2 separate regions of the Homo sapiens genome follow, and region 2 is linked to region 1. Evidence: read pairs that join two places in POLR2A ChIA-PET (ENCODE). Cell type or tissue: OCI-LY7. All regions are shown on one strand.

Region 1 (5,000 bases):
TCGTGAGCCTGGCTCAGCCCACGCCCAAGGTCAGCGGCCTTGCTGGGCCCAAAGAGACTCGTGCCAGCGAATGGAGAGGGACGCACCCAGTTCTTCTGAGCTGTGTGATTGGGGTCAGGCAAACTGGGGAGAGAACTCCAGGGTGCTTGGCGGGTCTCTGCATGGAGCTCCAGCCCTTCTGCTCTCCCTTGTTCAGCCAGGGGTGCTCAAACTTGAGTGTACAGTAGAGTCAACCTCCGAGTGGCTACAAGTGTGCACTCCGGATCTTATCCCCCCAGAAATTTCATTTCAGCAAGTTTGGGGTGGAGGCCAGGAACCTGCACCTTTAGGAAACACCCACTGGTAATGGGTGGTGGGTGGAGACCTCGTCTAAACCCAGAGGGCAGCCTCAGGTGTTCCTAAAGACCAGAAGAACCAACGTTCATTTTTAGAGGAGAGGAATTGGCTACAGCTGGAGGAAGGGCTCCAGAATTCCAAATCTTGGCATGTATGATCTTGGGCAAAGCCATGAGTTTCTAACGCAAGTGCGAAATGTGGAGATCACACTGTTAGAACAGTTTGAGGAATCTGAGTTCATTTCCCATGCTCCCCTCACCTACTTCTGAGGCAGGTGGATTTACAGCAGGGTTGATTCCATAGGAGCAGGGCCACAGCCTGAACCACCTGGAAAGGCTGCCACCTAAGGCCTACCCTCCAGGCCTACAGCTGATACCTACTAACACCCCCACTCCAGGCTGATGAGGGCCTAGGATCTCCCTCAGAGGAGGGCCAGCTGCAGCCCCACACTGCAGGGAAGCCAGACACCTGGGCACATGCACACGCACAATATTTAATATGGCTTTCTTACCCTTGATGTGTATAATAAGCTCTGGAAAGTAGTGTTATGAATATGTTGTCAGTTATGAATGGGAATGCTCTGTGAATGATTAAGATGTCTAATTGAAATATTTCCATAATATACTAATCCTTTCTAAAAATACTCATATGCATATTTGTGTTTGGGATGCCTATTAATTTATACTTTTTCACATCTATTTTTATTTACACAAATGCAAGCAGCTCTTGTCTAAATTGGGAGCCAGGCTTGGCACTTGGCTCAGCCCAAGGAAAATTTGCTGCAGGGGATAGAAAAGCCAGAGGGCCTTCTGGAAGGGAGAGGCTCCCAAAGAGTGGAAATGGACCTCCCCCAACCAGTATTACTTTTCAAACTCTATAGACAGCGATGTTTGATTTTTTTACCCACCAATGTCAACTGCATGTTTAAACAAAACATCCAAATTCTTTTTTATCCCCTTCCTTGCTTTAATTAGAAATTAAAAGTTTGGTTCTTCTTGCAAAGCTGTGGTTTCCTCACTTCCAGGTGTCTTTCTTTCTTCCCTACCCAGTACCCCCATGAAGTGAATGGGACCCCAATGTATCTCTATGAAGTGGCCACGGAGTCGGTGTGTGAATCAGCTGCCAGACTTCTCTTCATGAGCATCAAGTGGGCTAAGAGTGTGCCAGCCTTCTCCACGCTGTCTTTGCAAGACCAGGTATGACCACACTGAGGCCTTGGGAGAAAGAGAGCTGGGAAAGAAGCAGTAGCACTCAGCCTTATAAAACTTCCTCTATCCCTGGGTAAACCACCCAAGGCAGGCATCCATTCTTAATAGCAGTGAGGAAACTACTTGTTTTTACTTGCTTCTTCCTGTGGGTTCAAAATATCTACCTATATGATCCTTAGTAAGAAACGTAATTACATTATTTCAGAAAGGATGGGTCCAGTCTGTGAAAACACACATACAAGAACATTACCTCTTTTTGTTTGATTGGAACAGCAAATATAATCTCAAATTTTAAAATTGTAATGATTTTCTAAAACTGTTGATGAAACAATGTTTTACTAAGAACATTGGAACTGAGAGAAGTAGAAGGTGGTAAGAGTATGCCCTCATGAGATTTTTCAGAACTGATGTTATTATTTTATATTCCCAGCTTTATATTCTCCATTGCGATGCTCCCAGTTTTGGTCATTAATTGATAAGCATGTAAAACCAAAGGGCACAGTGCACACCTCCTGTAGGCTAGGTTCTTCCTTGATTCTTCATGTACTTTTAGACATTTTGTAAACAAATAGGCATTTTGCTTAATTCCGTGGTTGTAAATGACATTCAGGGGAAGAAAAAGTGTGTGCAGTGAAACATTGTATTGTACTGAGACCCAGAAATTTTGTTGATAGGAATATTAGAAATGCTAACATTTTTCTAACCTTAAAGGAAAGAAAGAAAATAAAGTGTTCCCAACCATTGGCTGTTACCAGTGCATTCACAGGAATTAATGACAAATTTTCCAAAGGCTAATAAGTAGTTCTAAAAGCAAAGGATTTATTTCTTCAATTCATTTCATACCTAATTAAAGCATAATAGTGCCCCTTTATATGAAGTATGTTTCCTACGGAAAGATCGGGCAATGTGCTAAAAGCATTTCATTTTCTAGCATGAGATGTTCTTGTTTTCATGGCCTGCCCTTTCAAATATGGCCAGAATTAAATATTGTTTACCTTGCATTTTATAATTATTTCCTGTACTTGATGGAATAAAACTAAAAATAAAACATTAAAAAAATTAAACCCTTTGGTCTAATTGTGATTTTGGTTACAAGCCTTCATGATTCAGCTCTTAGCTCCCAAAAGAAATCCTTTTACATAAATCATTTAGAGTTGACTGGCTTTTGAGTTTTGAGATTTTTAAAGGTAGTTAGGTCCTATCTTTGACCAGGTTTACTGGTTAGCTCTAACCACTTCCTGTGTGTGTGTGTGTGTGTGTGTGTGTGTGTGTGTGTGTGTAGACTGGCTATTTTTTTTCAAAATAAGTATTTGTATACTCTCACCCAAACAAAATTTACTTACTGTCTGCCACTTAGCCCTTTGGTAGAAATCCTTCGACAACAAGCAACCTGCAGTGAAGTGGAATCTGGTATATTAATTTGGAAAAAGAGACAGATTTTCATTTTAAATATTCAGTAGCACATTTTATTAGAATAAAAATGACAAGCACCTTGATGCTGTCCATTTATGGGTCTCAGAAAAATCAAGCAGTGAGACGAGGAAAACTCAGCAAAACCCGATTAACATAATTACACCCTGATTTCCCCCAGTGCCTCTTGGGAATTAGTGATCTCTGTCTCTCTCCCAGCCCAGCCCCCTCAACCCTCCAGGAAGATGGGGACCCAGCTCTGCAAGCGTCTGAGGAATCCTCAACCCTGCTAATAGCAGCATTCTCTGTGAGGGGAATCCACCTGCTGAGCTGCTGGCATTTCATAAAGCCTCGCTCTCTAGAGGAGCTTCTAGGTGGTCAGGAATGGGTGGATACAAGGACAAGAGGGGCAAATCCTTTTCTGAGAGAAGGAAACTTTGGAGAATTGGAATGGCTGACTCTCAAATCCATATGCATATCTATAGGCACCTTTTCAAAAGGAAAATATGGGAAAATAAGGGAAAGCTAGAATATTCAGAAAAAATTACCAAGACAGGCATTTAAAACACTTTTTAAAATAATGGAAATTTACATAGTGAAATTGTTTATAAATTTATAAATTACACACTATATTATATTATACATCTATTGTATGACAGCTGATGCTTTTGGAAGATGCTTGGAGAGAACTGTTTGTTCTAGGAATAGCACAATGGGCCATTCCGGTTGATGCTAACACTCTACTGGCTGTATCTGGTAAGAATTGCACAATTTAATGACTTTGTTGTAGAAATTACCATAAAAATACATTACTGAAAAAAGAACAACATGTAAAGAATAACAAATTCCTGCTGAACAATAGAGTATACCTGTCATTTATAAATCTATATTTAAATGCAAATAATGTTGTTTTGTTGTATTCATGACTGCTTGCATTGTTATTTAAATGCAAATTACTGTGTTTGTTATCATCCAAGAGAAGATTTTATATTAACTTTCATACAATATAGCCGGTTTACATGGAATCAGATATCTTAGAGTGACAATTGAATAGATATTGATATGCAGGATTTTGTCAAAAATCAATATTAAATCATGAAAATGCCTTCATATTAGAGTATTTATCCCATATTTTTATTCTAGGCATGAACGGTGACAACACAGATTCCCAGAAGCTGAACAAGATCATATCTGAAATACAGGCTTTACAAGAGGTGGTGGCTCGATTTAGACAACTCCGGTTAGATGCTACTGAATTTGCCTGTCTAAAATGCATCGTCACTTTCAAAGCCGGTAAGCAGACACAGACCCCTGTTTCTTCTCCTTCCCCAGTTTTGCCACCTCACTAATTCAGCCACCTCGAAGTCTGAACTGACCTTTGCAAAAAGAGGTGATGGTTTTCAAGGGAGCTGATACTCTTAATCTGGCCCCATTTTTTATTGCTATGGGAACCTGCATGTTCTGCTGGGCATCAACTTCCAGAGAGGTGCATTCCCAGACCCAATTTCTTTTTTTCTTTCTTTTTTTTTATTTTTTAAATTTTTGTGGAGATGGTGTCTTGCTCTTGTCACCCAGGCTGGAGTCCAATGGCACCATCTCAGCTCACTGCAACCTCTGCCTCCTGGGTTTAAGCAATTCTCCTGCCTCAGCCTCCCAAGTAGCTGGGATTACAGACACATGCCACCATGCCTGGCTAATTTTTGTATTTTTAGTAGAAACAGGGTTTCACCATGTTGGCCAGGTTGGTCTCGAACTGCTGACCTCAAGTGATCCGCCTGCCTCGGCCTCCCAAAGTGCTGGGATTACAGGCGTGAGCACTGCGCTCGGCTCCCAGATGCAATTTCTATGCTGTCTATCACAGTTTCCTGGTCTTCATTTCTAGTTCCTACACATAGTGGTTCTGAACTGAGAAGTTTCCGGAATGCTGCCGCCATTGCAGCCCTTCAAGATGAGGCTCAGCTAACGCTCAACAGCTACATCCATACCAGGTGACCCTTGTTTGCCTTGAACATGTACTTAAGAAAATTGCCTCCATTGTGAATGCCT
Region 2 (5,000 bases), 260 kb after region 1:
AAGTAGGGTAGCTAGGGAAAGAGGAGTGGGGAGATATGGAAAAAAATGTTTTTGATTTACTTTGGTATATGAGATGATCAAGAAAGCAAAGGAGGCTGATATAGCTTGAGGTAGACTCAGGCCGTGTGGTCTGCTCTAAAGTGAGGTAAGCCCAAGGAAGAACTCAGCCCTGAAGAGCCCTGAAGTGAGAGAACTTCACGATAATGTTAAAAATTTAGAGCTTAAAGGGATCGTAATCAATTCCTTTATTTTGTAGAGGAGAAAACTGACATCTGGAGAGGTTACGTAACAGGCTAAAACCACACAGCGTGACAATTGGCAGAGGACTTCTCAATTTATCAACTTGAAAAATTACGTCTATGATCGAGAGAAGAAAATGATAACTTGAACAAATATCTGATTACTACCAGACTGTCAGAGCAAACGCTATATCTTATTCATCATTATATCTCTAGTAGCCAGGGAAGTGCCCAACCTGTAGTATTCAATTATGTTTGTTAGGTTGATCCAAAATAAATATTAAATTTGGAGGGGACTTGTTAAACCATAAGTGCACATTTTTGTGATATAAAACAGTGTGGCATATTTTATTAAATATATGAAACATCTTTAGTATCATCCTGATCTTCCATGTAGATGGAAGAATCTCACAGACGTAAAAGAACCCTATCACAAAAGAATACATACTGTATGATTTCACTTATAAAAAGCTCCAGAAACAGGCAAAATTCTATGGTGCTAGACTTAGAATAGTAGTTACCTCTGGGGAGTAGAAGGTGATATTAGGGGGGCTTCAGAGATTCTGGTGATATTCTATTTCATGACTGAGCCGGACACTTATAATTTGTATACTTTCCTGTATTAAGTTATACTTAAATTATAAAAAGCTTAAAATATGGAGCAGCTTATGTATTGAATTTTCTTATATATCATTGTTTAAGCTTAGAAGTAGTAGTACATGATTACTTTAAATATGACTCAAACAGCTGTCTTAGAATGTATAGCTGCCTCAAAATAAAGTAAGACAGTCTCCACTCAGTCTCCCACCCTTAAATTGTATTCTTAGCAAAAAAAGTTAGTACAGTATGCAATTAAGCTTTTCTGTATTTAAGTGTTTATTTTCTTTCATAGAACTTTTAAGATATCAAAAAAATTAAGCATAGAACTATATATAATATGATAGATGTCTACCTCTGTAATCTCCATATGTATAGGAAAAACTTATATAAGCTATAAACAAACTTTTTTCTGAGAAAGGGGTATTCATTTCTACTGTTATGCTTTTAATATTGTTTGAATGTTTTATAATAAGCATGGATCACTTTTTCAGTTCAAAAAAGATACATTTTTATTTTATTTTTTGAGATGGAGTCTCATTCTGTTGCCCAGGCTGGAGCAGTCTCAGTTCATTGCAACCTCCACCTCCCAGGTTCAAGCAATTCTCCTGCCTCAGCCTCCTGAGTAGCTGGGATTACAGGTGTATGCCACCACACCCAGCTACTTTTTGTATTTTTAGTAGAGATGGGGTTTCAACATGTTGGGCAGGCTGGTCTCAAACTCCTGACCTCAGGTGATCTGCCTGTCTCAGCCTCCCAAAGTGCTGGGATTACAGGCGTGAGCCACAGCACCTGGCCTAAAAAGGATACGTTTCTTAAAGAATCAAGTAAAATGATATATCTTAGTTATTTAAAATTTTATTTCCTGGAATAAGAAAAAGTCTCGACTGGGCGTGGTGGCTCACACCTGTAATGCCAGCAATTTGGGAGGCTGAGGCAGGTGTTCAAGACCAGCCTGGCCAACATGGTGAAACCCCGTCTCTACTAAAAAATACAAAAATTAGCCGGGCATGGTGGCGGGCACCTGCAATCCCAGCTACTTGGGAGGCTGAGGCAGGGAGAATTGCTTGAACGCAGGAAGCAGAGGTTGCAGTGAGCTGAGATCATGCCACTGCACTCCAGCCTGCACAACAGAGTGAGACTCCATCTCAAAAAAAGAAAAAAGGAAAAGAAAAGTCTCAACCATTTTTTCTTTTTTGTTGTTTACTCATTAAAAATTTATAAAATAAATTAGTTGACTGTTAATCAAGAAAAACACTAATAATTTTGATTCTTTAAATGCCTATTTAATATAGTCACTTAGATAAGGGATAGAAGTTCGATTTATGTAGTTGGGATTTTTTCCTCATGTTCCAAATTTCTATGATAAGTGAAATTGCTTTTATAATAAAAAATGCTAAGATGGGCAAATCTGTGTTTATTATTTCAATCTTTGCTTAAGAGGTTAGTATGTTATAGTTTTAAAAGATTTTCTCCACAATGTCTTTATTCTTTGTTCCAACTGGGATGGAGTAGAAGCTATATAAAGTTATTTTGTGAGATGGCTGTTTTTCTAATGGTATTATTCAGGATTGCTAAAAATACACACAATAGATTTTGGGGACAATATAAACTGCTTTAATACAGTTCCTTTAGTCATACATTTTTCTTTCCAAACTCAAAGGCCTTTGACACATGAGTATGCTCAGAAGGGTGTGCTAACCTCCCTCCTTTTCCTCTCCAAATTTTCTAATTGCATTTTTTTTAGATTGTGTAATTGTATTTGTCCTTTGTATATATAAATATGCAAACTATTTTAAAATAAATTTTGTTTGCTGGCTGATTAGTGTTGTATATTAGAATTGGATGGTGATAAGAGGTCACAGGCCTTGTAAATATCACTGGAAATTAGGAAATTTCTTAGAGATCATGCTCTTTTGACTAGATTCACTGTCGACTTGCAGCTTAGCTTCCCCCCGCCTCCACCCTTCTGCAAAGAGCTTTGAAGAATCTAGCGTAAGTGAATGAAATCTGAAAATCTGAGGTTTATTTAAAAAAAAAAAATATATATATATATATATAAACTGAGTGTTAGTATTTTTCAGACAATTAAGTGCTAACATCTAAGTGCTTTGGTAATAGTTCTTTTGCTGCTGATTAGGTATTCCTCAGTGGTGATTAGTGAATGTACAAATGCAATCATTTCGTAGGTCTTAATCACTCATATGATCGAGAAGTTAGTTACCCAGAAAGAGAAATTGAAGCTGTATAACTTTCATTAGCCTTATTTTTTAATAGCAAAAAATAAGAAAACTTTTTGACTAAATTAGGAATACTGAGTCATATAAGATAAATTGTAGTTTAAAAGAAATAGAGAACCTGGCAAATATATTTATATGACTGTATTGTGACACTGTATTTGATGTCTGTAGTAAAGATAGCTTATGAAAAATTGACCATTGCTTACCATAGTAGGGCAGGTTTTTCTCAGGGAGATTGAGTAAGACATGTTCCCTGCATAAGGACATTTTTCCTTCTTCTTTTTTTTTTTTACTGGGTGACTGAGCTCTCGCAATTATAGCAGGAACAAGGGAAAGAAAGTATTTTTTCACATTTATGACATCAAGAAAAACACAGAACATCTTGAGGCAAGGGGAGAAATATATATTCATATATCTCTTTTCTTCTCAAGAAGTAATGTAGTATATATATAAAACACAGGACATCTTGAGGCAAGGAGAGAGTAGAATGCATGTTTTTGGGCAATGCTGTATTTTCCTCTGGTGGGATTGGTTATAGGGCCCAGGTCCTAAAGGAGAGGCCTGGGGAGTTGGGTTTGGACAACTTGGAGTGATGAGCTAGGGATATCTGTATAGAGACTCCAACAGGTTGCTCATGCCAGCATTGCAGGGAGCCATGACTTTTGCTAGTTTTTCAGGGCTGTTCTTCAAATGTTAGTTCAAAAGCCTAGGTTTGTAGGCCTCCCTAGAGGACCAGCTTCTTGGGTGTTATTTTATGCTAATCAAATTCAGAATTGCTGATATATAATCAAAATGCTATACCTATACTAGCCACAACCCAGTCTTTGGGTCTTCACTCAGGGTAACCAAGCATCCCAGATTGTCTAGGATTGTCCTAGTGTTAGCACTGAAAGTTCTATATCCAGAAACCCCCCTTAGTCTTGGGGAAACCCCTCATTTCCAGGGGATTGTTGGTCACCTATTTTACTCTCCTGAGCCCCTTAGCACCTGCAGCATGGGAGGAGGGGAAATGCAATCTATGCCCTGGATGCAGATGATAAACAGCCCTCAGCCCTTGCGTAACAGTACAACCCAGGATGCACTTTCAGGGAGGAAGAACATTGCTACTTCTCAAGTGTGCCCAGATATTGCTGTTCTGATTATCTCTTGCTGCATAACAAATTACTGTAAAATGACTGTAAAAGAGGTTTAAAAAACATTACTTTATTCTCTCCTGGTTTCTGTAGGTCAAGGATTTGGTAAAGGCTCAGCTGGCAATTCTGGCTCCCTCAGTAAGAGTGGCTACAGCTAGAACAGCTGGGGACTGTCAACACCTCTGTCTTCATGTCATCTCAGTGCCTCTCCAGGGCCTCCTCTCTCTGTATGGGATAGTTTAAGCTTTCTCACAGCATAGTAGCCTCCAGGCAATTAAATGCTCAACTGGCACTTCAGAGTTCCGGAGCAAGCATTCCAACCAATAAGAAGCTGCCTCAAGTGTCACCTAGGATATTATTGCATAGACCATTTCCATCATAGTCACAACATTCAAGGAGTGGGACATAGACTTCACTTCTTGATAACTGGAATATCAACATCACATTGTAAGAAGAACATGTTGGGATGGAGAGATTATTTTACAATGTACAAGTCTTAAAACCCACCACAATTACGTTGGTTCCGAAGGTTTGAAAAATGCAGTTTTTGACTGGGCGTGGTAGCTCATGCCTGCAATCCCAGCACTTTGGGAGGCTGAGGGGAGCAGATCACTTGAGGCCAGGAGTTCGAGACCAGCTTGGCCAACAGGGAGAAACCCTGTCTCCACTAAAAATACAAAAATTACCGGGGCATGGTGACACATGCCTGTAGTCCCACCTACTTGGGAGGCTGAGGCATGAAAATTGTTTGAACCTAAGAGGAGAAGGTTGCAGTGAGCCAAGATCATGCC

The links. Peaks named below come from ENCODE experiments on the same cell type or tissue, not always from the same donor. Only the 100,000 strongest peaks of a DNase experiment are listed, where the experiment ranks them.
Region 2: POLR2A ChIA-PET joins it to region 1 with 7 read pairs; 2 of 35 experiments call an interaction of 5 or more read pairs at or near these places.

Annotation. Positions count from the first base shown.
Region 1 is chr6:108,176,710-108,181,709 of GRCh38, forward strand. It overlaps NR2E1 (nuclear receptor subfamily 2 group E member 1), which reads left to right. Exons shown (of 9, transcript NM_003269.5): 4 at 1-29; 5 at 1,386-1,532; 6 at 3,614-3,710; 7 at 4,098-4,247; 8 at 4,837-4,942. Among named protein-coding and RNA genes, the nearest start is that of NR2E1, 13 kb to the left of the region's middle. RefSeq lists an enhancer at 1-413. In OCI-LY7, no CTCF peak of the experiment used is centred here; a DNase peak (open chromatin) is centred at 2,772.
Region 2 is chr6:108,438,835-108,443,834 of GRCh38, forward strand. The region is part of intron 7 of AFG1L (AFG1 like ATPase); the gene reads left to right. Among named protein-coding and RNA genes, the nearest start is that of FOXO3, 120 kb to the right of the region's middle. In OCI-LY7, no CTCF peak of the experiment used is centred here; no DNase peak of the experiment used is centred here.